Linked DNA regions of Homo sapiens: region 1 is linked to region 2. Evidence: read pairs that join two places in POLR2A ChIA-PET (ENCODE). Cell type or tissue: PC-3. All regions are shown on one strand. Each heading gives the region's core, and the rest is flanking DNA. Links, peaks and the distances in the headings are about the cores only. Region 1 overlaps ATP9A (ATPase phospholipid transporting 9A (putative)). Region 2 overlaps ATP9A (ATPase phospholipid transporting 9A (putative)).

Region 1 (15,545 bases), core at 5,313-10,312, 64 kb before region 2:
GTTAGTCTTAATCTGTTTATTGTCTTTCACACACATACACACACACACACACAGAGTGTAATCACTATGAGGGCAGACACTACGCTTGTCTGGTTCCCTGCCACGCCTCCAGCCCCAAGAACAGTGCCTAACACATAGGAAGTGCTCAGCAAATATTTGATCAATGAAGGAATAAAAATGTCAGCATATTCTGCACATCTCCTACCCATCCCCCAACACTTTTTCCATTCCTTCTGGACTCTGCAATCTTTCTCAAAGGAAATAAAAAATAGTCCTGGGCTTATCTGGACCTGATCTGATCAAAGAAAAAAAATGTATTTCTTTTAAATCTCTTGAAAACAAACACCACAGGCTTAGAACACCAAGTTCTTAATGTAAGCAAACAGAACCTGCTGGCTGAATTCTAAGAAATGAGCCCTGGCTTGGTATCAAGCATAGGTTGTGGGGCCGATGACTTCACATGTGACTCAGTTACCCCAAATTTCAGGGGGAATCCATTTCAAAATCAAAACGTCAACATGGAAAGTGGAGGGTGGCTTTGTTTGGGCATTCCTGCAAGAAGGCAGGCTTTCTGAAAAGATGCTATGTTATAGATAACTCATCCACAAAAGGGGGGCAGGAGGGATGGGGAGAAACCCCAGGATTGGGTGTATTTCTCGGCTAAGGCTTTGGATGCAAACTGATCCGGGAATGCGTGATCCTCCAAAAATCCACCAGCCCCCAAAGTGCTTGAGTTACCCCTCCGACCACAGCCACATGGAAAATGAAATTAAATCCCACGGAAAGATTTGACTTTTTTAACATTATGCAATGTTTGGGTGAAAAAAGGGGGGTGGGGAGAGGGAGATCAGAAAAAAATTCATCTTTTTCCCAGAGTTTAGCAGAGCTATTTCTAGCTTTTAATGATACATTTCACCATCACTTCATGGGTAGTTTTGAGAGGCGCGAAGGCGGGACCGGTTCTGTTATGTAACCCATTTAAAGTAGGAAATTAGCAAGTCCTGAATGAATTCTGTCACTGTGCTCCCACTTCTGGAAAATTTGGAGCGACTACAGTTCTATTTTGAGGTGAGCAAATCCATCATTTATAGACCTCCTCACAAATACCACAGGGCTTCATGTCACCCTGAAAAGTTTCATAACAAAAACACTAAAAGTACTTGGGGTGTTGGTACATTTCGTCTCAAAACCTTATTAGACTGAACAGTGAATTGGCAAAGCTTCCTACTTGCCAATTATTCAAAAATGCAAATATCCAAGAGCAAATAAATATTCATCTCTCACCCTCCCTGCCTTTTTTTTTTCCTTTTTTTTTTTTTTAACTAAGTCCAGCAAAATATTCTGGTCAACAACATGAAAAGAAATGTCTGTTTTTCACGGAGCCTCTGGCCATGAAATAAATTCTGAAGCTATGAAAGCACAGTCTTGAAACTCAGGGCAGTTGGGCACGTGGGGTCCGGCTGGTTGTGGAAAACAGGAAACAGCAATGTCTTTCAGTCCTCAAGTTCCCCCTAGCGGCTCCGGCGGAGGAGTGTCCGCACATGGACGGAAGTTCACTGCAGGCAAATGCAGAGGCTTAAGGTCGTGCAGGGATAGCACACGTTTAAGGGAAAGCATGGTCGGTCCCTACCTTTGAAACCACATACCTTCCTTTTGCTGCTGTCATGAGATAACACAACTAAGTTACAATTATCTTTCTAATCTATATACTGAGGATGGCCCTTTCCATTGAGAACCAAAAAGAGGGAACCAGCAGCTCACACTGCAGACAGCCACTAATTACACCATTTGGTATAGTATTTGGTATAGTAGGCGGAGGCATAACTTGCTTCCTGAGACACACGAGCTTATACCTCCGGGCCCTTTTACAAATACAGACAGACAAATGGTACAGCTGACACGTGCCAATTAAATTAGGGTTTCTCTGGCTGGGCGTATGGGCTCATGCCTGTAATCCCAGCACTTTGGGAGGCTGAGGCAGGCAGATCACCTGAGGCCTGGAGTTCGAGACCAGCCTGGCCAACATGGTGAAACCCCGTCTCTACTAAAGATACAAAACTTAACCGGGCGTGGTGGCAGGCCCAGCTACTCAGAAGGCTGAGGCAGGAGAATCGCCTGAACCTGGGAGGCGGAGGTTGCAGTGAGCCAAGATTGCACCACTGCATTGCAGCCTAGATAACAGGGCAAGACTCCACCTCGAAAAAAAATAATTAGGGTTTCTCAATGTTGGCACTTTTGACACTTTGGGCTCTGTTGTGGGGGCCACCCTGTGAATCACAGGGTGTTCGGCAGCATCTCTTGCTTGTAGCACTCCTCTTCCCCGAGTTGTAACAACTGAAAAGGTCTTCATACCGCCACGTGTCCCCCAAGGGACAAAAATCACCCAATTGATTTCAACTACTTCCTACACAAAAGCTTTTTTTGTTTTGTTTTGTTTTGAGACGGAGTCTTGCTCTGTTGCCCAGGCAGGAGTGCAGTGGCACAATCACGACTCACTGCAGCCTCGACCTCCGAGGCTCAGGTGATTGTTCCGCCTCAGCTTCCCAAGTCGCTGGGACCACAGGCTTGAGCCAGTACACCCAGCTCGTTTTCTTGTATTTTTTGTACATGAGTTTCACCACGTTACCCAGGCTGGTCTCAAACTCTGGGCTCAAGCAATCCTCCTGCCTTGGTCTCCCAAAGCTGGGATTACAGACATGAGCCACTGCGCCGGGCCTTAAAAATTTTTTCTGCCTAAAACTTAACTGACTGTTCCTATATGTTCCATCCCTCGATAAAAAAAAAAAAAAAAGATTCCAGTCATCGAGGACCGTGTATAGAAATACAATATGAAGCTTATGGTTTTCATCTTATTTTCCATTTATATCTATCACCTTTTGAAATTCTGACACGTCTGGGATGGACAATAGTACAAAATAATAAATAACATGCATTGATTTGGGGTTTTTTTTGCCAAAATCAAAATAATTTTCTGAACTGGAAAGAGTTTTCTTTACATTTCATGTACCATGAAATAAAGAAAAAATAGGAGCGTTATAATAAAAAGTCCTCATTTTGATACCAGAATTCATGTTTCTGTACAAATTAAAATAATCCCCCAAGGCAGAACGTACACAAGCTTTATTGGGCAACAGCAACGAGCCACGCTGGCAAACAATGAAAGTAGAGTCGCTCAGAAACACGAAAGATCATATGTGTGTCATCACAGCATCGAGAATTTAAATCATCTGGAAGTTCCTGCTAAATTAAAGCATACTGTGCCAGAGCTCCCCTCTAATCAAAAAACGCTGTCCTGGTGAAAATTTGCAATGAGGATTACAGAGAGAGAGATCAACCAATGAGGAAATCACAGACTCTTACATGAGTTTACAGTTAACCCCACTGCAACAAAATAATAAATTAGCCATAATTTGTTTTTTTTGCAAATACCATGCCCCCCACCTGACCCCACAAACACAACAGTCACTGACATGGCCCAGCTATATTAACAGACTGCGCCTCAAACCATGCTGTGGCGGAGAAGACAGATTCACGGGTAATGCCGCTTTGGCCTGAGAAGATGCTTCGGAGCTCCAGGTGGAGGAGCTGCTCACGCTGCAGGATGCTTTGCAGGTTCATTCAAAACCAAATTTTTTTCCAAGAAGAACTGGACATAATTCATGGGAATATTTTAAGTATATATAAGTGGCAAAAAAGCTGTACATTAAAAGAAGGGGGAGAAATAAAATGTGTTGTATTTACAAAGCTCTTTGTATATTTTTTTAAATGAAAACAAAGCTGGGAGTGATAGAATTTTAATGCAATGAAAACCAAATAATTCTTCAAAAAACTTTAGATGACATCATTCTCTCGCTCTTTCACACACACACACACCCCCCACACACTTCAAACATACAGAAAAGGTTAAAGATAAAAATAGCTGATAGGTGTTTAAGTAGGATGGAGCAGAAGAATGTACATGTCCCATTTGCAATTTTGGCAAAGGTTTAAAATGCTGCCCTAAAGGCACGCACGCATGCCCAGCCTACCCCAGTAAAAACAAGACAAAGTATAAAAAGAAAAGTCTGGCGGGGGGTGGGGGAGGCATTAGCATATCAATTTCCAATGAGCACAAAATTCAAAATACATTAAAAAGTAGCATGGCTTACATTTTCAGCAGAGAAGAAACTGAGGAAATGTTCATAAAGAGACAATGATTTTTAAGATTTACTGTCACAAAAAAAAAAGGGTTTCACTTCAGGGGAGTGGAACTGGGATGGGAATTTTACAATGCTAGTTCCAGCACGTGGTCTAATGGCCCCAGGGGCTGGAAAAGGGAGGTCTGCTCCAACTTTAAGATGCGCCCTTGGGATGCCTTCCAAGCAGCTGGAGTTAGTGCCACCTGTCTCACCTGGCACCACAGGCAACACACATGTGCACACGCATGCTTTCAAAATGAGGATCAAAACTGTCCCACATAAGAAATTACTCAAGATGGAAAAACTAGTCTGGTGATTTTCTTAGAGAAAAAAAAAGAGAGACAAAAAGGAAGGGGTGGGGGGAGGGGAAGAAACCAAATAGATCCTGCTTCCCCCTGTCACACAACCATCATCAAAAGACATATGAACAATAATAAAATAGTAATAGAAGTTCTTACTCTGGCAGAAATAGCTAGTGTTGTCAGAGGGCGCAGGGAGCTGTGAGTTTTGCTTTCAGGAAAAGTGTTCAAACAGTGCTGACTGTGTACCTCAAGGCCCTCTGACCTCAAATTAAATTGGCTGTCAAAGACTTACGGCCCATGGAGCTCCCAGGTGACAGTGTCAATGGCGCTTTATGTAAGTTCTTTCCAGATTGATGAACCAAGAAAAAGGTCAACTGAATCCTTATGCTTAAGGTTTACAAACTCAGGAGAGTTTCTTGTATAGTAACTCTAGTTTCTTGTTTGCTTATTTCTTTGTCTTCCCCACCACAACTAAGATGACCTCCGAGAAGTACCCAGGCGCCCCTGGGGTTCTCTGCTGGGCTTACAGTCTGATTGTGCAGGTAAAGATCGTGTCCTCTCACCGGACTGCATCCTCCTGCCTTTGCGTCTCCAGTGTCTGAGAAGCACGGTGTGTGCATTCCTAGGTGTTCAGGGACCGTCCAGTGAATGGCGTCAGCCAGCTGCCCACTGATGGGATGGGCCAACGACGTGGCAGTTTGCACTTGAGTGTCGGTACTTCTCACCCTTGACCGCCTCCGCCCCAGTGCGGCTGAGACAACAGAGTAAAAAGGTTTGTGGAGAACACTGACGAGTACCTTCCACTTCCAACTATGGCTTCTTCAGCCCCTCCTGGGAGCATTCTCCCTTGAAGATGTCAATCAGTATCTTAAGCGTTGGCTTTAAAAGTCAACTTGTGCACCTCAATCAAAATTGAGAATTAAGGAAAAGGCCAGGGAGACCATCTTCATTCTGCTTCTGCTGGAAACCTCTAAAACTTTCTGACGAGGCTCCCACACGCCCTGCCTGCAGGAGCCAGCATCCCGAATCTCCGAGCAAAGCCAGGTACAGGGTTTGCAAAGTCTAAACAGGACTATCTTAAGACTTCCCAGCGTTACAGAGCCAGGTTCAGCATCTGCAAAGTCTAAATGGGACTATCTTAAGACTTGCCAGTGTTACAGACTGATTTCCAAGAAAACGGAGGCTTAAAAACTTCCAGCACAAATTTCTCCTCCACCTTTGAAAACACAGAAACTCACTCAATGAATACGTCAGATTTGCTCAATCTTTCTGAAATTTTTGGACAAAGATCCTATCCTTAACTATTCACTCAATACATCTTTTCTGCCGACCTTTTCCCTCTGGCAGAAATGGCTGAATCAGATAGAGAAAAGTACTGCAAAACTGCAGAATCATAAGACAAAATAGATGTGGTGTCAACAGCCAATTAACCAGTACCTGCAACGTAAAGTCATTCTAGAACATTTTAAAAGGACAACACAAAATACAAAAGCTTATCAAGAGTGCTCCAAAGGCAAGGGACTATCTGATCCTCGTGTCTCCAGCTCTCCAAGAGCAGGAGTTAGTAGGCATCAGAAACCAGGCTGTGATGTACATCTCTGAAGCACACAGAAGTAGCGCCAGGCAGAGGGTTTGAAGGATATGTATTCATCAAGAAGTAAACGCAAATCCAAGATCTCAACCACACTTGGCTCTTAAAGATCCACCAACTTAACCCTTATGGCATGCATATGTGGCTTCTGCAAGAAGCAACTTGAAAACCCAAGAATGCCTTGCTCTACCACGTCCCGCGACTGCAAACTCCCTTCCTCTGAAACAAGCAGCCACAGCTTTATAAGAAACATGCCGGCATGTAGTCCATCCTGGGAGGGGAGAAATCTTCACCACTGGCTGCCTTTCAGCAAGTTCCCCTTGAAATCTGCCGGCAGTGGAACAGATCCCAGATCCCAACGCTGTAGCTTGGGCGTCCTCCCACCAGGGGTTCCTTGTTCTGAAAGCTGCCACCAGTGTTGTTCCGAAAGATGCCTCTGCCTTTGTGGGGTCATCTTCCATTATGCCTCCTAACAGGAAACAGGCTTCTATGGAAGAGAAGAGTCCCAGCCCCCTGACCTTTCCGCTTTGGTCTTGGAGGATCTGAGTCACATCTGCCATGTTGCCTAAAGAATTAGTTGAGTCTCTTATCACACTGTCGACACATTTAGGGGCCATTCAGTGGCACGTTTCCTGCTAAAACAACTCTGCTGAAAATGTCTGAGGTCCTTCTCAAACAGCCACTGGCTTTGTGATTGTTACCAGGTCCCAATAAAGCGGGATCACACCTCTGAAATTCTTTTACGAGGTGGCAGGTGAAGTTAACTCACACACTATGGATGCTGAATCAGATCAAGGATAACAGATTGGACTTAGGACACTCTCTCTCCCTCTCCTCTCATTTACTGGTTACGATCCCAGGAATCCAGTGTAACCTGGATAAGCAGGGCTGGCTGGAGACGATACTGAGCATTTCCGAATGGAGATTATTGTGTGGATAACTTTTTACCAAATGTCACTGTCTTTTCCTCCCAAACCGACACCAAGAGCTTTCTATTTTTCTGACACCTCTTTGTAAGAGCAAGAAAGACATAAAGAGTACATACACATTAGGACTCTTTAAAAACACACACACACACACACACACACACACACACACACACAAGCCTTCTACAACCTTCAGCTACACAGAAACTTTTATCATGTGACAACAAAATTCAAGTCATAAGGAAGCTCGCACAGTGACCCATATAAATCTCCCAGCTGAGCCACCAGCTTTAACATATTCATATTCACCTAAACATGAAGAACGAGGGGTTCAGACAGGCCCAGATGGGTCTCTTTCAGGACCCTCCCTCCCGTTGATGCAGCGTTAGGACTCCGTTTAGGCGCAGAGCCACTTCCCATTAAAACTGCATGTGTTAGCAATTACTGCAAAATCCACAGGTGGCGGTTAATATAAATGGAACTTGAGCTCTGTCCATCAGGGAAGCGCCAAGACCAGGGCCCCCTCCAGCGAACGCACGGCCTATGATGTGAGCTTTGAGTAGCTGGGGGGAGAGAACCGTCTTCGCAGGTACTTGAGGACATAGAGGGGGAGGCAGCTGACCAGAGTGATGACGGAGACTTTCCACAAGAATGACAAGGTGGCGATGAAGTACACATCTGCAAGGAAAGGGGAAGACGGCAGTGAGCAGGCAGGAATATTCCGGAAGGTGCATGGGGTCCAGAAACAGGCGTCACAACTATCAAAGGGAAAGTCATCTCCCGTCACAAACCCACAGCCTCCTGGCATTGGCCCTCTTTCTCCATGGACTGTAAGGGAAGGTACCATGGCTAAGAGCACACAGCGCCGCAGCTTGATTTTCCTCGCTCTCTCTTCTGTAGCTTCCTGACAGTGAAATGCTACTTTTAACACCCAGGAGAAGAAAACTATGGGGGCCACCAGATGCAGTGGCTCATGCCTTAATCCCAGCACTCTGGGAGGCCAAGGCGGGCAGAAGAATTGAACCCAGGAGTTTGAGACCAGCTTGGGCAACACAGCAAAACCCTGTCTCTACAAAAAATACAAAAACTAGCCAGGCATGGTGGTACATGCCTATAGTCCCAGCTGTTCAGGAGGCTGAGGTGGGAGGATCATCTGAGCCCGGGGAGCTTGAGACTGCAGTGAGCCAACATTGCACCACCGCACTCCACCCTGGGCAACAGAATAAGACACTGTCTCAAAAAAAAGAGAAAAAAAGAAGGAAAGAAAATTACAGGGGAAGAAAACTCAGAGATGCTTTTGATTTGGTGTTGTCTAACAGTTGGAGAGTCTTTCTAAGTCCCGGCCACTGGCGAGCAGAAAATGACATTCAAATGCACCCTCTGCTTCCAGTGATGGTCGCAGAAAGCCACAGGATGAGTCTGGGTCATGGTGCAAAGTGTTCAGACCCCCTTGTCAGAGAAAGGCTTAAGCTGACCCTCAGGGACTCTGATGGAAGGTGGGGGGGGCGGGCGTACTGCCTTTCCTGCTGCAGGATTATAAACCCGGTTATGAGGTTTTCTTAAGAGAGGAGTGACAGTTTGTGGCTTTCAATATAGCAGAAGCCAGAATAAGCCCCTTCTCCACTTTCTGAGCACAGGATGCTGAAATGCAGCTGCCACTGAGGCAGCACCTACTAAGTGCCAGGCCCAAGGCTCAACTCACCCTGTGGTTTTCCTACACCTCTGACCCGGTCCTGTGGTGTGTCCCTATCACAAACAAGCTGAGCTTCCTGAGCAGGGGCCACATCTCTGTGACCACCTCAGGCCCAAGCCTTTGAGCACATACTAGGTCTCACAAAACGCTTTCTAGAGACTAGTGACAAGGGTGAAACTGCTTTAAAACTCCACTGTTCACAGGGATGCTCCTTTAGTTCCTGGAGCGCACAGTAAATGCTCACAAATCCTTTCTAGAAACTGGGGCTGCAACTGTGAAACCTTTACTTTTCAGGGGATGTTTCTTTTACCTTTACTAAAACCTTCCTAAGGAGCTTTGGAAGCTGGCAAAAGAGCCGCGATCAAAGATGCTTCCAGGGTAAGGTCGAGTTTCTCTGCCTTTTTGTTGTTATTGCCCCTTAAGGAACATTTTTAGACTTTTCTTCTTCTCCTAATTGACCACCTCCATGACATGTTAATGTCACAGGTATACTGTGTATCTGTTTATAATATTATATATACATCTCCTTTATACGTAAAAGGTTAGGGTTTGTTCACACCCCACCAAAGACCACTGTTTGTTCCCCAGGCGGTGGGGTCCACACCACCCCCACTGAGAAGGCCTGAGGTAAAGGAGCAAGGGATGGGCCATTGCTAGAGAGCCTGGGCCCTGCAGGTTTCCCACGGAGGATGGGGCGTGAGGGGGTTGTCATTAACTGAAAGTTTCCCCCAGAGAGAGTCTATCCTGCAATCCTGAACACACATGAGCTTCTTAGCAGAGAAGCAGCCTCCGGGCCCTGCTCCCCCAGCTGATAAAGGAGAAACAGTATCACTCTTGAGGGTTTTTTGTTTGAATAACACAGACAGAAAATTAAATGCTCCTACTGAGGAGGAAAGAGGTGTAAAGAGGACTGTCTGCTAAACCAGCTAGACTTTCAGGATGACCCCTGGCCCTGAGGTTCCAAAGCCATAGCGGCTTGAGTTTGCCCCGTGCGGGGGAAACCAAGATTAGAGTTCAGAATCTATCCACAGCACAACACAGAAAATGCTGGATCATCTGAACCGTGCCCGTGTTGCAAGTTCTAGTTGAACTAGAAACAGGTTTCTAGACAGGAATTAAAGCCCGTGTCAGCACCCGATGGGGTCCGTAGCATAGCATGGGGTCATCTTGGTGGCCCTGCAGGGACTTGTGGCTCAATCAATTGGGAAGAAATTAACTGATATGGCAAAGCAAGTGAGGTCAGCATGGAAGAGTGATGAAACCAGGCTTGTCCATCTAGAGACAGTGGCTGACGCTGGACAAGCCCAAGAGTACCTGGAATCACTACTGAGGTCAGAGAAATCTGCCACCACCCCACATTAGGATGGTGCTGACACTCCCCCATCTCTACATTCCCATAACATTTTTTATTATTTATTTATTTATTTATTTATTTAGAAATGGAGTCTTACTCTGTCGCCCAGGCTAGAGTGCAGTGGCGTGATCTCAGCTCACTGCAACCTTCGCCTCCCGGGTTCAGGCGATTCTTCTGCCTCAGCCACCCAAGTAGCTGGGACTACAGGTGTGTGCCACCACGCCCTGCTGATTTTTGTATTTTTAGTAGAGATGGGGTTTCACCATGTTGACCAGACCGGTCTCAAACTCCTGACCTCGTGATCCACCCGCCTCTGCCTCCCAAAATGCTGGGATTACAGGTGTGAGCCATTGTGCCCGGCCTCCATAACATTTTTTATTTGGGGTGTGCCTGGGCGTCTAGCACCTCACCCCATTTTTCTTTCTTGGTAACTTTGATCACATCTGATATTCCTGTGCTCACACTCACTTAATGTGTGTTTATCGTGTGTTCCCAACGAGAAGGGCAGCTCCCTGGCGAGCCCGTCCACCTCATCTGCCACCATAATCCTGGCACACGGCAGGTGCTCCCACGTCTACGGAACTGGCGAGTACCTTCAGCACTTGGTTTGCTGTGAGGAGCAGCAGATTGTATTCTGAGATCCCTGGAGTCCCTCAGGAGCTCTATCAGGACACAGCAGCAAGGCAGGGCTGCACGGGCAAGGTTCTGGGGCTCGGCACCTCCCAGCACTGCCACTTTGCTATCACAAGTCCCCTTTTATCAGTTTCATAGATTGGACTTCAGATTAAGATTTCATGGGAACAAAAAGATTTTGTGGCCCAAAAAAGGTGACAGAGCAAGACTCCGACTCAAAAAGAAAAACAAAAACACTGTCTACTGCAATCACGCCCTCTGTCCTCAATTTCACACCCTGAGGCACAACTACCACCTGTCCCTAGAGAACACCTGTTAAGAAAACGTGGACAGCTGAGCGGGAAGGACTGCTGGAGGAAGAGCCCAGGCCGAGCGCTGGGAACCCCCCTTCCTTCATACGGCAGTGAGACCTCTGGGCCAGATTCACTGGGGGTGACGGACGGGGTTTAAGCATTCAGGGGTCTTACCGATGAACTCGTGTAAGAACACCAGGGAGGCGATGTAGCAGGCCAGGCTGAGCAGCTCCGCCACTGTCATGAGCCAGTGCCAGGTCTGGATGGTCAGCGCCACCATGAGCAGCTCGGTGAGGATCAGCGAGGTGAAGGAGATGGCCACGATGTGCACGAACTCCGACTCAAACAGCAGCAGCGCCCCGTACATGATGGTGCTCCCTGCAAACACCAGAGAAGGGTATTCCCCTCACCCTCCCTGCGAAAGCCGTGCGCTGCTCGCCTACACCTGGCTCCTTTCCGCAGTTTTCATTTAGACATGAAAGGCATCACTTGTTACATGAGGTTAATGACTGGTGCTTTATGCAGGTCTGAACCTATGGTTTTCTGATTTTCCTCTTTGACCTTGTAGGATAAATAATCTTTAACTACAAAGTGAGAAAAAGGGAGAAAAAAGGAAGTAAGGCAGGGAGGGGAGTATCTAGAGTTGATGAAAGAAATAGAAAGTTAAATATAATATTTAAAATGATGGAGTCGCGGCCAGGCGCGGGGGCTCAGGCCTGAAAACCCACAATTTGGGAGGCCAAGGTGGGTGGATTGCTTGAGCTCAGGAGTCTGAGACCAGCTTGGGCAACAAGGTGAAAGCCCGTCTCTACAAAAAATACAAAAATTAGCCAGGCATGGTGGCATGCACCTGTAGTCCCAGCTACTCAGGAGGCTGAGGTGGGAGGATCACTTGAGCCTGGGAGATGGAGGTTACAGTGAGCTGAGATTGTACCACTGCACTCCAGCCTGGGTGACAGAGTGAGCCCCTGTCTCAAAAAAATAAAAAATAAAATGATGTCGTGACTCACACCTGTAATCAGCACTTTGGGAGGCTGAGGCGGGCGGATCACTGGAGGCCAGGAGTTCAAGACCAGACTAGCCACCATGGCGAAACCCTGTCTCTACTAGAAATACAAAAATTAGCTGGACGTGGAAGCGCATGCCTGTAGTCCCAGCTACTCGGGAGGCTGAGGCACGAGAATTTCTTAAACCTGGGAGGTGGAAGTTGCAGTAAGCCGAGATCGTGCCACTGCACTCCAGCCTGGGTGATACAGCAAGACTCTGTTACAAAAAAAAAAAAAAGAATAAACCCCAATAGGAGACATGAACAGTAAATTTATTTTTTAAAAAAATAATAAACCCCAGCCAGTCGCGGTGGCTTACGCCTGTAATCCCAACACTTTGGGAGGCCAAGGTGGGCGGATCACAAGGTCAGGAGTTCGAGACCAGCCTGGCCAACATGGTGAAACCCCCGCCTCTACTAAAAATACTAAAATTAGGTGGGCGCCTGTAATCCCAGTTATTCGGGAGGCTGAGGCCGGAGAATCGCTTGAAACCATAAGGCGGAGGTTGCAGTGAGCCAAAATGGCGCCACTGCACTCCAGCCTGGACAAAAGAGCAAAACTCCATCTCAGAATAGTAATAATAATAATCCCCAAATACACATGTTTATTTGTAAGTTATATATGTGTACCTGTCCAGATATATAGAAATATTAGGATCATTTCACATGTATATTATATGTACTACAAAACATACATAAAAATGGAAATACTAAAAAAGAGTGAGGATTCCGGGCACAGTGGCTCATGCCTGTAATCCCAACACTTTGTGAGGCTGAGGCAAGAGAATTGCTTGAGTCCAGGAGTTTGAGATCAGCCTGCACAACATGGTGAGACCTCATCTCTACAAAAAATACAAAAATTAGCCGGGTGTGGTGGTGTACACCTGTAGTCTAAGATGCTGAACTAGAAACAGGTTTCTAGACAGGAATTAAAGCCTGTGTCAGCACCCGACAGGATCCACAGCACAGCATGAGGTCATCTTGCTGGACCTGCAGGGACTCGTGGCTCACAGTCCATTGGGAAGAAATGAACTGATTTGGAAACTGATTTGGTGGTGGTGTACACCTGTGGTCCCAGACTCAGAAGGCTGAGGTAGGGGGATCACCTGAGCCTGGGGAGGTCGAGGCTACGGCGAGCCGTGATTGCTCCACTGAACTCCAGCCTGGGCAACAGAGTGAGACCCTCCGCCACCCAGGGTCTCACTCTGTTTCTACATATTATATAAAATATATTTTATAAGTATATAAAATCTATTATGTGCACTACAAAACATACATAAAAATAGAAATACTAAAAAAGGATTCTGGGCATGGTGGCTTTGCCCTGTGTCTCAAAAATATATAAATAAATAAATATATATATGTAAATTTAAAAGAGTTAGGAAAAATAAATACAAACAGAAGTTTTGCTATTTTCTTCTTATATTCCAACAGGTCATCTTACAACGCCTCCACAGTCTGGGAAGACCCCCCTCTGGAGGCCACTGAGGTAAACATGTTTTTCCAAAACTACGACTTGACCTGACTCTCAGAAAAGGTTTCAGAACATCCCAGAAAGCATCTGCTTTTTGCCTCATGAGTGGAGCAGCCCCACAGGCTTTGATTACTGTCCACTGCCTTCCTCTGGCTTCACTACCTCATTTCTCACACAGCAGCACTGTGCATGTCTGATGTTCAAGTCCTTATACAGGGTGAGCAGGGTCTCCCCTGGGTCCCACTGCCACCCTCCTTCCTGCTATTTCAGATTCGTTTCTTCTCTTCTTGTTCTACAGGCAAGAAGGGGACACCCTGAGTCAGTACCAGAGCACAAGACAAACAGGTGTCTCCACTCATCCTTACCTTGATAGATGCTAATCAAAACCCATATTAAGAATGTCTTGTAGGACAACGGCCGTCCCTGAATGAGAGACAGAGAAAGGTTAGAGCCGGTTTCGCGGGGGGCTCACGCAGCATGCCATCAGCTTTCACGTTATTCTCCCGCTAACGAGATAAGGCAACCCATCTGTCTTCATCAATAAAGTGGCTCGCACACATCTGAACACATTGGAGGAATTATTTCTTTAAAAAAAGAATTGGCCAGGCATGGTGGCTCACACCTGTAATCCCAGCACTTTGGAAGGCTGAGGCAAGTGGATCACTTGAGGTCAGGAGTTTGAGACCAGCCTGGCCAACATGGTGAAACCTCCTCTTTACTAAAAATACAAAAATTAGCCAGGCATGGTGGTGCACGCCTGTAATCCCAGCTACTCGGGAGGCTGAAGCAGGAGAATCGCTTGAACCCAGGAGGTGGATGTTGTAGTGAGCCGAGATCGAGCCACTACACTCCAGCGTGGGTGACAAAGTGAGAATTAGTCTCAAAAAAAAAAAAAAAAAGAATTAACATTAAAATTAACATTACATGGGAATAAACCTTCCCTTGGGTAAAAAACCCTGAAGACAAATAAAATTATACACCTGCCTAGGCACACGCCACCACACACACTTTTTGGAACTGTACACAAGAACATCTCTGGGAGCAAACGTTAAGTTGCAACTGCAAAGCGGAACTGTCAGGGGCTTTTTGCAAGTCGTGAGTTGGCTTGTTTTCAGTTTATCTATTACTGTACTTTTTCACGTTCTTTATACCAGTGAATATATTACTGCTTTAAGAAAAAATGTAAACTCCCACACCTTCCCCCCAAAAGTAAAAAAGCTACCAGTTCAAGTGTGTTCAAATCAGAATTGGAGGGTCTGTGTGAAATAAATTCAAAGAAAAAAAGCAGGGAGGGAGGGAAGGAAGGGAAAAGCAAAGGAGGAAAGGAGGAAGGAGGGACTGAAAAGCTAACAGAACCTTGAGAAGATCCTTGTAGAGCTCAGGATACAGCATGGCAACTTCCGATTTGACATCTTTGTCCAGGACCAGAGAAAACACAGGAAACATGGTGTAAATTGTGGAGTACCTGGGAGAGAAAACCGCCATAGGTAAGACCTGGCTGACGCGATAGGAGCTATGTGCTGTGCCAGCCTCCGGCACCCAAGTCCCAACCATGCCTCTAACAAATATTTACTGCTTGTCTATTATGCTCCGGGGCTGGCTGTAAGCACCAGAAACCCATGAGCAAAAATGGACAAAAATGTCTGCCCTGAAGAGCTTTCATCCCGGTCAGCGAGTCAATAAACAAATAAATTAGGTAAACTCTATGTGTGTTAGAGAAGTGCTAAAGAGAAAAATATAATGGGGTAGAGGAAATAAGACGTGTGTGTGTGTGTGTGTGTGTGTGTGTGTGTAGGGGGTGATGGTACAATTTTAGAGGCTGAGGAACAGAACATTTGAGTGAACACCCACAAAAGGTGAGGGCCAGCCAAGCCAATCCCAGGAGGAAGAGCATTCCAGGGAGAAGGAACCACCAGTGCAAAGGCACTGAGGCGGGAGTGGCTGTCATGTCTGAAGAACAGCCATAAGGCCAGTGGGGCTGGGGCTGAGGGCGACGGAAGAGGAAATGAGGACCCACGGGAAAGATGGGACCAGACCACGGAAGGTCGCACGGCGC
Region 2 (15,545 bases), core at 6,197-11,196:
CTCAGCCTGATCAGTCACACCGTTGGACTCATACACGGGAGTCACGTTGTGGCAGAGCGCGATGGCCTTCACGGCTTCGTGCACGCGGCTGCTCATGGTCCGCCGGACCTTAGTGGTGAGCGTTGGGCCCTTCTGAGCCGGTGGGTCCTGGGATTGCTACAGGAAGGAGAAATGAACAAGGAAGATGACCAGAGGCAGGAATGATTTGGAGAGTGGAAGAACAGCCGTGCAGCTATTGTTTCTTTTTTCTACTGTTCCAACACACAGAACCCTTAGATATATCTACAATGATGCTGCAAATAAATGACATGCAATTTTCAGGGTTTGTCATTTATGCTCGGCAAAAAAAAAAGAAAAAGAGACAGAGGAAAAAAAATACAATTTAATGAACGAGAACGATTCTACCTGCAGATTGAGTGAATCTATCCTCCCTGGGGTGGTGTCGGGGGCTTTTGACAGAATGAGGACCCCACTGCACTGAAAGGGATCCCGGTAGTTCAGAGCAGGGCTTCCCCACTTGGGTACTCCTATGTTGGGGGACATTATATAGGGTGTTCAGCAGCATCCCTGTCCTCCAGCCACCAGATGCGCTGGACGCCAGCAGCACTCCCCTAGTTGTGACAAGATATGTCACCAAATGTCCAATAGAGGCCAAAATCACCCTCGGCTTAGAACCACTGTTTAAGCTCACAATCTTCTTGGTTTACAACAGAAGGCAACAACCTCATCTGGTACCGTATGCAAGTAACAACCATCAGCAACAAGCAATCCAGGGCAGTCCAGCAAGGCGTCAGGAACAGCCAGAGGAAACCTTGGCCGGATGGGACTCACTGCAAAACGGCACCTGGCTCCCCACTGAAGCTAGACTTTCGGGTGTAATGGTAACTGTGCTCAAGTTTTGCCTTGCAGGCTGACTTTAGACCCCAGCTCTTGCCTGAGAGGCAGCTCCATGGCATACAACTGGCCTTCTCCATCCCTTCCTTTCCAACTGGCAACACAGCTCAGCCCCTGAAAGGCCAGGAATGGGTTAAGTCTTGGAAAAATGGTTTTGAGCAACATGGTAAAAAGAGCACTGAAGGGTAACCAAAGCTAAGCCTTATTCTTGGATGGGTGGCAAGCAGCTAGGACACCTGCAGCAAGTGGTGTCTGTCCTCTGAGGCTGTTTCCTGTCAACGAGAGGAGTGGCCGGGCACGGTGGCTCACGCCTGTAATACCAGCACTTTGGGAGGCCAAGGCGGGTGGATCACTTGAGGTCAGGAGTTCAAGACCAGCCTGCCGAACATGGTAAAACCCTGTCTCTACAAAAATACAAAAATTAGCTGGGTGTGGTGGCACTGTAATCCCAGCTACTCGGGAGGCTGAGGCAGGAGAGGAGTGAACTAGAGGTGGTTTTCAATCCATGCTCCACACTGAGCCCCAGGAATCCTGAGAAACCCGCTCAGCACCACCAACTGCAGCAGGATGGGAGATGCAGCCTGCAGCTCCGTTCCTCTGTCACACATCGGGTGCCACCTATGCTTCCTTTTTTTTTTTTTTTTTTTTGAGACATGAGTCTCACTCTGTCACCCAGGCTGGAGTGCAGTGGCATGATCTCAGCTCACTGCAATCTCCGCCTCCTGGGTTCAAGTGATTCTCCTGCCTCAGCCTCCCGAGTAGCTGGCATTACAGGCGCCCGCCACCAAGCCCTGCTAATTCTTGTATTTTTAGTAGAGATGGGGTTTCACCATGTTGGCCAGGCTGGTCTCGAACTCCTGACCTCAAGCGATCCGCCTGCCTCGGCCTCCCAAAGTGCCGGGATTACAGGTGTGAGCCACCGTGCCCGACCCCCACCTAGGCTTCCTTTGAAGAAAGGGTTCTACTGCTTTAGAATATAATGAAAATTAAGACCACTGGCGGGGGGGGGGGGGGGAAGGCTCATTGTTGAACACAAGCCAAATGCCCTCGCATCTGATCAACACCTGCCTGCATCTCCAGCTGTCCCTCATGCCATCTTCCTCCCGTTCCCTCTGCTCCAGCCATGCTGGCCTTTCTGTTCTTTGGGCACTGCCAAGCTTCTTCCTGCCTGAGGGCCTCTGCACTTGCTGTGCCCTCTGCCTGGAACCCCATCCCCCAGCTCACTGCAGGGCTGGCTTGCTCAGTCTCATCATTCAGGCCTCAATTCAACTTTACCTCCTCAAAGAGGCTCTTCCTGGGCCCCCCAGTTCATGGCACTCCACTTGCCTTCCCGTTGCAAGTCACATTTTGGCAACACCCTGTGTGTTACTCTCTTCATTGTCTAAATTGGCCTATTTACCTGACGGTTCCCTCTCATTAGACCATAGAAACAGAAGGCTCACCTGAGTGAGTTACTCATCACTGTATTCCTAGTATCCAGGGCAGTGTCTGGTATGTAACAGATATTTGCTGAACAATTAAATTAATAACTTAATAGTCCCAAGGTGGTGGTAGGGAGTCCTCAATTGACATGCATTTTTTTTCATTTTCAAGAAGTAACAACTATGAAATCGACATCAGTTTCAGATTTTAAATCACAGATTTAGACAAGGGGTCACCTACAACAGTCTTACTGAATCCACAGCCAACTGAATTGTGGAGGCTAGAAATGTGTATGGAGTTACCAGATTCTACATTCTATTAAAAACATATTTATCCAACAGGAGAGAAGTGATCTGATCCTTTAAAATGAGTCGCACTTTACACCCATGACACCCGATTGCCCAAAATAGAGAACAGATGGGTTACAAGAAACAAGAAAATGACTTTCACTTAATTTTTTAATACTATTTTTAGTATTAGCATTAGACTCCTCAGGTAATTAGACAATTACTAAATTATTCTGGTCACTGCGGGGACACAGCGCTCTGCCTTCCTGCTCTGTTAACCTCTGGTGTCAGGAGCACACGAGTTTCACTTCCAGGCCAAAGGGCACTGCATGGTAACAATAATTAGAGTAATGAATCAGAACTCCGGTTTAAATGAATCATTATTTGCCGAGTGCTTTTAATTATAAAGAATTTAACTCTAAAATTATAAAGAAAAGATTTACAGAAAGGTTCTCTATTGGAGAGACTAAATCGAGAACCCTTTTTTTAAAAAATTCTATAATTTAGGTTCTAGCCACGAACACGTGTCTTCATTTCTGTCCGCATTCCTCAGCACCTGGACCAAATCGTTATTTAACATTAGGCGCAATAACAAGACCTTTGACAAAGTAATTACTGTGGTTGGCAAGTTTCAGTATCCACGGATTTAAATGAAAAGCTGTACTGAGGGCATCCTTCATGAACTTCTGGATTTTGTAAAGCAATCTGCTTTCATATCTACAAAAGTCAAATGCTTCCACTAATATTTCAAACATGGGATAACACAGAGCCATGGGATTTTGTATTCCAGGTGAAACAATTCCCAAGCAAGGCAAAAAGAGAACCACAGACGGTCAGATGTTGACAAAGGCCTCACTCAGGAGACCATCTGACAACGAATGAATTAGAAGACTACTATGATAGCCTGACCAACATCACAGGCCACAGGTTCAATGCCTCCACCCACATATCTTTCTCTCTTAAATTAATACTTTCCCACCTTTCCTACTAAAATGTTCCAGGAAGGAGAGGAAATACTCATTGGTGCTGAAACTGCTTCTTTTAATTGTTAAATAAAGTCTCATTTGCACACCAAATGGTCATGCGCATACATCCTTAAGGCACTGAAACTGACCAGGGGCTGTGTTTGGATGATGCCTGTCTTAGGCCTGGCCTTCAAACATCCTCACATTCCCCATATGGAAGAGTTTCACATTGTACAGTGTTTATCTCTAACCTCCTCCCCATAGGCCCTTTAACCTACACACATTTCTTCTTACTTAAAAAATACCAGGGGAAAACAAAAACAGATGTGGCATCCACAGAGGCAGGTTATGACTCTTTTTGCCCTGGGGAAAAACCACTGGTCCCCTTATGGAGGGAGGGAGGGCAGAACAGCTCCACACGAGGTCAGAAGTGACTTCAGAACCAAGCACAGGTCACTATTGGGAGAGGAATTAAGATCTCCAAATACAAAGGGCCCTGACTTGGGCCCCTGGGCGGGTGTCTCGAATCCTATAAAGCCCCTGAGTCATTTATAGCATCCCAGCCAATAAATGAGACACCAAGGCAGGGAAAATAGGCTTCCCTTTCCCATTAGTAATCCACAGCTAGGGCCATTTCCTGACAAGAACTCCAGCCTGTTATTACAGAAAAGATTAATACAAAAATTAAACGTTGAGTCACCAGGAATGCCAGTTTTCTTTCCAAATGCAGTTAAAACTTCACCACATATGGGCATTCATACTATTAATGGATATTAGGAATGGGTTGCAATTGACTGAAATACACTTTTTTTTTTTTTTGAGACAGGGTCTCACTCTGTTGCCCAGGCTGGAGTGAAGAGGCATGATCACAGCTCACTGCAGCCTCAACCTTCTGGGCTCAAGTAATCCTCCCACCTCAGCCTTCTGAATACCGGGACCACAGGCGTGCACCACCATGCCCAGCTTTTTTTTTTTTTTTTTTTTTTTGGTAGAGACAAGGTCTCCCTCTTATTGCCCAGGCTGTTTTCTAACTCCCAGGCTCAAGTCAACCTCCCGCCTCGGCCTCCCAAAGTGCTGGGATTATAGGTGTGAGCCACTGCACCCAGCCAGAAATACACTATTAAAGATAAAGAATTTCTGTTATGATAACCCTAACTAACCTGCCACATCAAAAAAGCTCAGAGCTGATGACTCACTCACCTCAAAGGGCCACCATCAAAGAGACAGGCTCAGAGCTACTACCTCCAAATGAATCAGCTGAGCCACAGGCTGATTAAGTGACTAAGTAAATCCAATGTTTACTGTTTTAGAGCAGACATCATCTGCAACACAAAGTCAATAAATTTAAATGTACCCATATATCATCATCATTCTCAACTTGGATGATTTTGACCCTCATTTGGTCATGTCTGGAGACATAATTGGTTGTCACAACTGTGAGGGGACAGGGGTACTATAGAAATCTGTAGCATGCTGCTTAACCTCCTACAAGGCACAGGACAGCCTCCCATGACAAAGAATAATCCAGCCCCAATAATGAGAAGCCTGACAGCCACTGAAACTATAAATCCAGGGCTTAGGACCAGGGTGAGTTAGCGCAACTGAACTGTGCTAGCACAAGGTTGGATCTTGCCTTCATTTAAAATTTCAATATACTGTTCTTCACGAATGTTTTGCGCTTGAGTTTTTAAAATATTGCACTGCGCCAGGTGTGGTGGCTCACGCCTGTAATCCCAGCACTTTGGGGGAAGACGAGTGGATCGCCTGAGGTCGGGAGCTCGAGACCAGCCTGGCCAACAGAGTGAAACCCAGTCTCTACTAAAGATACAAAAATTAGCTGGGCGTGGTGGCAGGTGCCTGTAATCCCAGCTACTCGGCAGGCTGAGGCAGGAGAATTGCTTGAACCTGGGAGGCAGAGGTTGCAGTGAGCTGAGATCACGCCACTGCACTCCAGCCTGGTTAACAGAGCAAGACTCTGTCTCAAAAAAAAAAAAAAAATTTTTTTTCACCAAAGTATGATTTGCTTTATTTATTTTTTTTTTGGCACCCGGTTAAATTTGCTATGTGAGTTCCTCACTTGTCTTACTCTAGTCTGGACTGTGTTATGAAACCATTAAAAACCTTGACATGAGTGAAAAGAAGGAAGTTAAATAGTGTTATTCTGGCAGTGGTTCTTAACCAGGAAGGCTTCTCAGAATAACCAATAAAGATTTTTTAAAATATACACGCCGGGCACAGTGGCTCACACCTGTAATCCCAGCACTTTGGGAGGCTGAGGCGGGCGGATCACCTGAGGTCAGGAGTTCGAGATCAGCCTGGCCAACATGGTGAAACCCCGTCTCTACTAAAAATACAAAAATTAGCTGGCATGGTGGCAGGCACCTGTAATCCCAGCTACTCAGGAAGCTGAGGCAGAAGAATCGCTTGAACCCACGAGGCAGAGGTTGCAGTGAGCCAAGATCACACCACTGCACTCCAGCCTGGGCAACAAGATCGAAAACTCCATCTCAAAAAAAAACATTTTTAAAATATACATACTTAAGATCCAGACCCAAAGAATGCCGTACAGCCCAGGCATATATTTATATTTATATTTTTAAAACTTTACAGGCAATTCTGGTGGTCAACTCTAGTTAAAAAAGAAAGGAATATGATGGGTTCTCATTGAAAAGAAAACAGAGACAGAGAGAAATAAAGAACGCATCTATCCAGACACACAAAGGCAGAGCATTTGGCGTTTTGTCCACCCAGGTGTTAATACTGGTTACTGCCGAATGATATGAATACAGGTGAATTCAATGTTTTGTCTTTGTGCTTGGCCGTATGATTTATTTTTTCTGCAAAAAAAACTTTCATAAATACCAGAAAGTTTTTTCAATGAGTAAAAAATGAAGTAGGCTCCATGTCCCAGAGAAAACCACACTGACAAAAAAAATTCTTCCTCAAGAGAATGTAAACTCGGTGGCTCACACCTGTAATCCCAGCACTTTGGGAGGCTGAGGCGGGCGGATCACGAGGTCAGGAGATCAAGACCATCCTGGCTAACATGGTGAAACCCCATCTCTACCAAAAATACAAAAAATTAGCTGGGCATGGTGGTAGGCGCCTGTAATCCCAGCTACTTGGGAGGCTGAGGCAAGAGAATGGCGTGAACCCGGGAGGTGGAGCTTGCAGTGAGCGGAGATCGCGCCACTGCACTCCAGCCTGGGAAACAGAGCGAGACTCCGTCTCAGAAAAAAAAAAAAAAAAACAAGAGAACATAAACTGAACTTTGTATCTGTTTTCTGTGGATGCAGAAAGTAAGAAGAACGCTCTCTGGCAGTCAGTACTGATGAACTGAGTGCATCCTGTGTATATATGTTGTGTGTAGAAAAATAAATCACAAACTCACACGCTCATAAAAAAAACAACTCAGTAAATGAAAAATGACAGTTCACAGACCAAAGTATGTGGAATAATCCCAATTATGGTTTGAGACTGTCTTGCTCTGTCATCCAGGCTGGGTGCAGTGGCATGATCTCAGCTCACTGCAACCTCTACCTCCTGGGTTCAAGCAAGTCTCCTGCCTCAGCCTCCAGAGTAGCTGGGATTACAGGCATGAGCTACCACGCCCAGCAGGAAAAGTTTTCCAAGTACCTTCCATCTATATATATTGATCTTTGTATAAATATTGTATTGTACTACTGAACATTACAAAACAAGAAAAAAAATTCTAAAATCCTATGATAAAAATGAAAAACAGGGCTGGCTGCAGTGGCTCATGCCTGTAATCCCAGCACTTTGAGAGGCTGAGGTGGGCTAATTGCTGGAGCCCAGGAGTTCGAGACCAGCCTGGGCAAATGGTAACACCCCCTCTCTCTACAAAAAATACAAAAATTAGCCAGGTATGGTGACGCATGCCTGTGGTCCCAGCTACTTGGGAGGCTGGGGTGGGAAGATCACCTGAGCCTGAGGGGTCAAGGCTACAGTGAGCTGTGATGGCACCACTGCACCGTAGTCTGGGTAAGAGAGTATAAGACTCTGTCTCAAAAAAATAAAAATAAAAATAAATAAGAAAACAAAATGAAAAATAGCATTTCTCACACAATTAGCTAATATCTCAAAATAACATATACTTGGGGTAAGGAACACTGAGAATTATAGATTTAAACTTAAATTTCTTTTTTTTTTCCTTTTGAGAGGAGTCTCCCTCTGTCACCCAGGTTGGAGTGCAGTGACGCGATCTCAGCTCACTTCAACCTCCACCTGCCGGGTTCAAGCTATTCTTCTGCCTCAGCCTCCTGAGTAGCTGGGATTACAGGTGCCCGCCACCACCCCCGGCTAATTTTTTTTTTTTTTTTTGTATTTTTAGTAGAGACGGGGTTTCACCATGTTGGTCAGGCTGGTCTCAAACTCCTGATCTCGTGATCTGCCCGCCTCGGCCTCCCAAAGTGCTGGGATTACAGGCGTGAGCCACCACACCCAGCCTAAACTTAAATTTTAAATCATCATACCTGTTATTCAGCTACAAAGAGGAATAAAGTACATACACCTGCTACAACCGGAAGAACCTTGCAAATACTCTGCTAAACGGAAGACCGGCCAGACACAAAAGGTCACATATTGTTTGATTCTATTTATAGGCAATGTTCAGAATAGGCAAATCCAGAGACAGAAAGTAGACTGACAGCTGGGGGGATAGAGCAGGGGGGTTTGGGAACTCAAGGGATGTGGGCTTTCTTTTTAGGGTTGATAAAAATGTTCTAAAATTAGACAGTACCAATGTTTGCACAGTATTGTGAACATATTAAAAACTACAGAATCATATGCTTAAAAGAGCAAATTTTATGGTTTTTAAATTGTATCCCCTTTTTCCATTAAAAGTACTAGTAAATTGCCAGGCGTGGTGGTTCAAGCCTGTAATCCCAGCACTTTGGGAGGCCGAGGCAGGCAGATCATCTGAAATCAGGAGTTCGAGGCCAGCCTGGCCAACATGGTGAAACCCCGTCTCTACCAAAAATACAAAAAAAAAATTAGCCAGGTGTGTTGGCACATGCCTGTGATCCCAGCTACTCGGGAGGCTGAGGCAGGAGAATCTCTTGAACCCGGGAGGCAGAGTTTGTGGTAAGCCAAGATAGCACCACTACACTCCAGGATGGGGCGACAGAGTGAGACTTCGTCTCAAAAAAAAAAAAAAAAAGTACCAGTAAATGAATAACCCAGGGGAAAAACCATCACAAGTCCTTAGCTGGTTATAGTTTTCTCTCCTAATGTGTTGGCCATTTTCTTACTGTTTACTTGGCCTTGTATTAATAATCTGAAGCTTTCCTGCAGGAATCTTTTAAAACCACCTGCTCTCTTTATGAGTCCAGTTTAGTTCAACCACATCCTTAGAACAAGTCACCTGGACACTCATAAACTGCGGCCTACATTTCAACACTGGGAAAATAAACAACTGTGGAATTCCAGCCCCTTCCGCAGGACACCTCAAGGACCGGACCTGACAAGTACCTGTCTGATACATGGAGTGAGGGCCCCTGGGTCAACCTCAATAGTATTAGTAAGATTTTAATTTTGCATTAATTTTGGAGATGGAACTGAAATGTAAAGAGTCGCTTCCTGTACCCCAGTGGGTCATCTTGCAAACTCTTCCTTGGAGTCCACAGGTTTAGATACCCATGCTCTGAACAGGGATGAACCTCAGTTTCACAGCAGCTGTTCTCCAATGCTACTGTACTCTGGAAACACCTGGTTCACCTGTTAAAACTGCAGGTCTGGGCACCACTCCTTGTGCTCCTGACTCTGGCCCAAGTGATCTAGCCCAGGGGTTCCAAAGGCTGTACTTTACGAAACACTGGGCCAGGCATGGTGACTCACGTCTGTAATCCCAGCACTTTGGGAAGCCAAGGCGGACAGATCACCTGAGGTCAGGAGTTTGAGACCAGCCAGGCCAACATGGTGAAACCCCGTCTCTACTAAAAATATAAAAATTAGCCGGGCGTGGTGGCAGGTGCCTGTAATCCCAGCTACTAGGAAGGCTGAGGCAGAGAATTGCTTGAACCCGGGAGGTGGAGGTTGCAGTGAGCCGAGATCGCACCCCTGTACCTCAGCCTGGGCAACAGAGTGAGACTGTGTCTTAAAAAAAAAAAAAAAAGAAAGAAAGAAAAAGAAGAAAGAACCACTGGTATAAGAACCCCTTACGAAGCTCTAAGGTGGGAGGCGTGACTGCAGTGGGAGCAGGGGTGATGTGCATATTTGGGATGGTTCCACAGCTGCAAATTTACTAAAGTCACCACACTGTGTATTCAACATGGCTGAACTTTCAGGTATGTAAATCATCCCTCGATAAAACTGGTTTTAAAAAAGCATGCAAAAGCTTCCATATGTCCCATCACACACGTGGTCCTGTGCTTATGCCAGGATGTTTAGACATCACGAGAGAAAGATGCACACACTCTCACTTGGGTAGATCTGTACTGGAATTGTGAGTTCACCCCAGCCTCGCACAGCTAACCCTAACCCCACAACACACAGCTGTGTCAGACTCAAGGCCGGGATGGGCAAACTGATTTATGAGCTTCCCCTAAGGAAGGAGTATGAGGTGAGGTTCACGGTAAGAAGTGTGGTTTTCTGAATTTCAACACTTTACAAAGAGTGTTATCTGTGCTAAGCCAAAAATGAACCATAAAAGCTAAAATACACAAATATCCTGAGAGGGGACGGCTTCCGTAAACACCAGGAGCTCTTAAAAATACCAGCAACATGGCATGGGTGTAACTCCCACCGGATGTACACACCACCACCTGTGAAGCTGTCTAATATAACCATCAAGAGTCAACACGACTGAGAAGGGGCTGCGAGTGATACAGACATGTAGCTGGGTGCTGATATGCATGACAATCCAATCAATGAGCCCCCCAAGAAGGAGCCTGGTGGGCATTTGGGGTTGGTGGCTCCGAGGGAAGGGTCTAATTTGAGACACAGAAATAAGGCAGCTCACCCTGCCTGGAAGGCTGAAACATGGGAAAGGGGAGGGGATGAAGACCAAGGCTAGATCCCACTGCAAGTCTCAGACTCCACCACAGAGCTGATGGTACCGAGAGGCTCCTGAGAGGACAGCAAGAAGGAAAGCCGGGCAGCTACTGTGCAGGGGGTCACGGCAGACAGGCGAGGAAGGGGGTCACCTTGCTGAGTGAGTGAGAAGGGATGAAGACAAAAGGCCAAAGGTGGCTGGGCGCAGTGCATCATGCCTGTAATCCCAACACTTTGGGAAGCCTTTGGGAGGTGAGGCGATCACTTGAGCCCAGGAGTTCAAGTCCAGCCTGGGCAACACAGTGAGACCTCGTCTCTATAAAAAATAAACCAAATTAGCCAGGTGTGGTGGTGCATACCCAGTGCACACTTGTAGTCCGAGCTACTTGGGAGGCTGAGATGGGAGGATTGCTTGAGCCCAGAAGTTTGAGGCTGCAGTGAGCTGTGATTGCACCACTGCACTCCAGCCTGGGTGACAGAGTGAGACCCTGTTACAAAAGAAGGAAGGGAGGTGGGGGGGGGGGGGGGCGGAAGGGCTGGGAGTGGGCGAGGGGCTGGGGGAGGGGAGGGAGGGTAAGGAAAGGAAGGGAAGAAAGGGAGAAGGAAAAAAAAAAAAAAGGCCGAAGGGGTGATCTAGTGATCGGGTGGGAGCAGGTACTGGAGAAGGGGCAGTGGCTGTCAGCTGGGGTGACGAGGGTACCAGGATGGAGGGCGTGGTGTGCACTAAGACAAGCAGCCCTGGGAGAGAATAGGTTTAGGAGATGAGGGAAGAAAGTCAGGAGGGGTCCCAGGTACAGCATCCTTATGAGCCACATGCAGCAATGCCAAACATTCGGCTACGTTATAATCCAAAGCTCCAGGTCAGGCCTAGAGATGGAGATGGAGACAGAGCCATCAGCATCCACAGAGCGATGGAAGCAGGGTGAGGGGCCATCCGGGGAACAACATAACAGAGTCCAGCACCGAGCCCCAGAGACACCAACCCCAAATCACCACACAGAGGAAGACGGTCAAAGAGACAGAAAGGAAACGGGGGCTGTGCGGCTCATCCTCCCTGTCCAGGGAAGTTCCTCGTGATTTCTTAATAGTGCTAAAGTACATCTTTGAAAAAGGTCCATGGATCCATTTGGAGACCAGCCATGACGCCTCCCCATGGAGCCTGGAACAGCAACAAGGGCTTTGTTGCTGGTTGTAGATGATGACAAGAACTGTGTCAAGTCAGCTGTTCTAACTTAACATCCACTCCCACTGTCACACTGTCCCCTGCTCTGCCATTTTCAGGAGACAGCCTGGAAATCCAGCCCACTGACAAATGTTCCAGAAAATTAAATGTCAGTTATGACCGTATCAAGAAGTATTCAGGGATTCTGCCTTTAACCTGTATACAGAGATAATTCATTCATATTTCTTACTGGTCTTCTGACTATGGGAATGTTCTCTATTTCGACGAATTTAAGCAAAATATGACCTCCTTATTCTCTTGTTATCTCCAAACAAGTGCTGCAACATGGAGCTGGTCTAACGCGGTCTGGCTCAGCCTTGGATGTGCCTCAGAATTAGCAAGGGGTGTGTTTGTCTTACTTTTAAAACCCAAAGCCACGCCCTGCCCTAAGTCTTAATGAGTAAGAATCTCCAGGGTATCAAGCCCAAATAAATGTCTCGTTTTTGTTCTGTGTTGTTTTGAAACTCCACCAGCAATTCTGACACACAGCCAAGATGGGGACCCACCGGTCTAACACTTTAGGAATATTAGGATATTTGCCAGTAATACTTTCTCTGAAAAGTGACTGGTTTTGGGAAACTTGGTAGGAAAAATAAAGGTAGGAACAGATAAACTGCAAGTTATCTCTGATGAACTAATTTCTTCCTCGTGATTGTTGAGTTGAATGTAGATGAGAAACTAAAGGTAATCAGTAACGTCATGATTATTTCACAAGCAGACCATTTGTTATTGGTGCTCCGGGTCATAGCCAGGGAAAGGGAAAACATCAACGTGGTCGTAAACTTGAAGTATAATCAACCAGCAGGTTCCTTCTGGTTCTATTTATTGGGCATATAATTTTCTCACAGGTTTTTCCTAATGTCCATCAGCACTTCAGCAGAGCAGATTAGCCCTGAAGATAGGGAAGATGGGGAAGGACCCCAAATGCAATTTTATTCAAAGTGTAAAGGAAGTGTGGGTGTCATGGGTATAGAAGGGAGGTATTGGGGAGTGACTGCTGATGGGTAGAGGGCTTCTTTTTGGGGTAAACATAAAATCGATTGCAGTGACAGTTGCTCAACTCTGAATATGCTTAAAAAAAAACAATGAATTGTACTCTTGAAATGGGTGAATTGTACGGTATTGTGAATTACATCTCAATATAGCTGTTAAAAAAAAAAAGTCAAAGAATTGTTTTGGGTGTTGAAATGGAAGGCTTTACCTGGGTGTAAATGCTGAAAATGTGGCTTTGTACTTCGTCCATTGAGTCGAGGCCGTAGGCTACTGTTCCGAGATGGAGCCGTTTGAAAATCATCTCGTTCTGGGTAAGAGTGCCTAAAACACAAGACAAATGAGTGGCCGGCCTGTCTCTCAGGATGTTTGTTATTATTAACAGTAATGACAGCTGCCATCTTTGGAGAGTTTGCCCTATGTCACACACTGCAGTCAGTACTGTCCCTGCTGGGGAAGACACCTGCAGCATTTTGCCTGCCTAGAATCCCATTCCCCTTTTGAAAATGGCTTCCTAGCTTTCCCAGGGGAAATTAACCACACCATGCCCATTACCTAAGGTGGCCCAAGAGGACTGTCAATCAGGGGCCTGGCCCATTCCGTTGGCCAAGAGGGTGACAAATGACATACACTAGAGCAATCAGATTCTATCTCGAAGGATTCTGACCCTTGAGTAGAAAGATACATCCCTAATGGCAGAGCCCTACAGAGACCACCTGGAGGGTCCTAATGCTGACTTAACCAGAACTTTCCTGGTGGCTCTCCTTCCAGAAACCTCATTTTTCTCTGATTTGGTGAGCCGCCCAGGATCTTTGCATTAGCTTCCCTTCTACCCCATGGACATTAAGCAGTAGAGATGAGGCTGAAACCAGATCTTCCCCCTCCCAATCCTTGCTCTTCACCACTCTGATAGCCTAATGCCTGGACAAGCATTAAGTTGTGTAGCAGTATCAGGGTGTGGTCAGAGATCAGGCCTGACTGCCTGAGTTAAAGCTTGCTTCGGCTACTATGCGCCCGTGACAAGTCACTTACCCTCTCTGGGCCACATTTCCTCATCTGTGGAAGCGGGACAGAAACACTACCTAACTCACAAGGTTCAGGTGAGGACTGAAGGAGTGACCGCACTGAAACTCCCCAGAATTGTATTCTGCACATAATTCTGTTATCATCATCTTCATCACCAAAGAATCTTCATCAAAAGATGAAGGGAATAAAATAGCAGCAACACGCATCTCTCATATGTCCAGAGAGAGCCCAAGAATTTCAGCCAAAGCCCTCAGGCATCTTCTCTCACCAGGAATCCTGCGCAGGTCCCAGAAAGCAGCTCACCTGTCTTGTCTGTGAGTAAGTACGAAATCCTGCCCAGCTGCTCAGGAATCGTGCTGGAGCGAACCACGGTCCCGGGGATTTTCGAGTCCCTTCGAATCACCCAGCTGTACACGATCTTGCCCATGTCCAGGTTCACACGCAAACTAGGCACAAAACCAGAGCAAACAGGCTAACAGGACAGATGTAAGGCTCCTTGTATCTTTATAAAAACATGGACTCTAAACACATGTGCCATCGCATCCGGACTCACTCCCTGCAGAAGCACACTGCCAGAGCTGAACGCACAGACTCAGCAAGAGCCAGCACCACCGTCAAGTCACACACGGAACAAATCCATTATTGTCACAAAGCTCATGTTATGGACTGAAGTCACTTAAAATACAGAAAGGGTAGTGGTTTCCATCTCACCTTTTAGAAAAATTACTGATCCCTTAAGCTAATATATTTTTGATGCTATATTCATTTTTTTAATTGTGGTAAAATATACATAACAGGAAATTGACCATTCTATAGTACTGAGCACATTTACAATGTTATCAGCCATCAGCATCATCCACCTCCGTAATTCTTTCATCTTCCCAAACTGAAATTCCACACCCATTCAACAATAACGCCCCATCCCCCACCAACCCTAGCCCTGGCAGCCCCTGGCAACCAGCACTCTACTTACATTTCTATGAATTTGACTACTTTTTTTTTTTTGAGACGAAGTCTCACTCTGTTGTTCAGGCTGGAGTGCAGTGGTGCTATTTCAGCTCACCACAACCTTTGCCTCCCGGGTTCAAACGATTCTCACACCTCAGCCTCCAGAGTAGATGGGATTACAGGTGTGTGCCACCACGCCGGGCTAATTTTTTGTATTTTTAGTAGAGATGGGGTTTCACCATGTTGCCCAGGCTGGTCTCAAACTCCTGGGCTCAAGTGATCCACCCGTCTTGGCCTCCCAAAGTGCTGGGACTACAGACGTGAGCCACCACGCCTGGCCGGAATTTAACTACCTTAGACACTGCATGTAAGTTGAATCATACACTTTTTCTGACTTTTGGGGGGGCTTATTTTTCTGGCTTATTTTGCTTAGCATAACGTTCTCAAGGTTCATCCACACTGTAAGGTGCATTAGAATTTCCTTCCTTTTGAAGGCTGAAGAGTATTCCATTGTATGTATTATACTCATTTTGAAATTTAATTTTACTGCACAAAGTAAATAGAAGTCTTCACATTAATTCATCATCCTATAAACTAATCAAACTGCTTGCCATTTTACTGGCTAGCCCTGGGACAAATGAAGAGTCGACTCACCAATTTTTAATCATGTTACATGTAGAACTTTGAAGGCTACCACGTCACTTAGATTGAATACTTGTTTTGCTAGCAGTCAAGTCACTAAAGTGGATGTATTTATCCTCTGAATCCACCATCCAGAGC

The links. Peaks named below come from ENCODE experiments on the same cell type or tissue, not always from the same donor. Only the 100,000 strongest peaks of a DNase experiment are listed, where the experiment ranks them.
Region 1: POLR2A ChIA-PET joins it to region 2 with 17 read pairs; 3 of 35 experiments call an interaction of 5 or more read pairs at or near these places.

What each region holds. Positions count from the first base shown.
Region 1 is chr20:51,593,673-51,609,217 of GRCh38, forward strand. It overlaps ATP9A (ATPase phospholipid transporting 9A (putative)), which reads right to left. Exons shown (of 28, transcript NM_006045.3): 25 at 14,846-14,954; 26 at 13,855-13,912; 27 at 11,145-11,348; 28 at 2,842-7,675. The coding sequence ends at 7,539. Among named protein-coding and RNA genes, the nearest start is that of NFATC2, 59 kb to the left of the region's middle. RefSeq lists an enhancer at 14,516-15,545. In PC-3, for the core only: no CTCF peak of the experiment used is centred there; no DNase peak of the experiment used is centred there.
Region 2 is chr20:51,656,995-51,672,539 of GRCh38, forward strand. ATP9A (ATPase phospholipid transporting 9A (putative)) reads right to left here. Exons shown (of 28, transcript NM_006045.3): 12 at 14,121-14,263; 13 at 13,003-13,115; 14 at 1-156. Among named protein-coding and RNA genes, the nearest start is that of ATP9A, 100 kb to the right of the region's middle. In PC-3, for the core only: no CTCF peak of the experiment used is centred there; DNase peaks (open chromatin) are centred at 8,977 and 9,327; H3K27ac peaks cover 2,995 bases.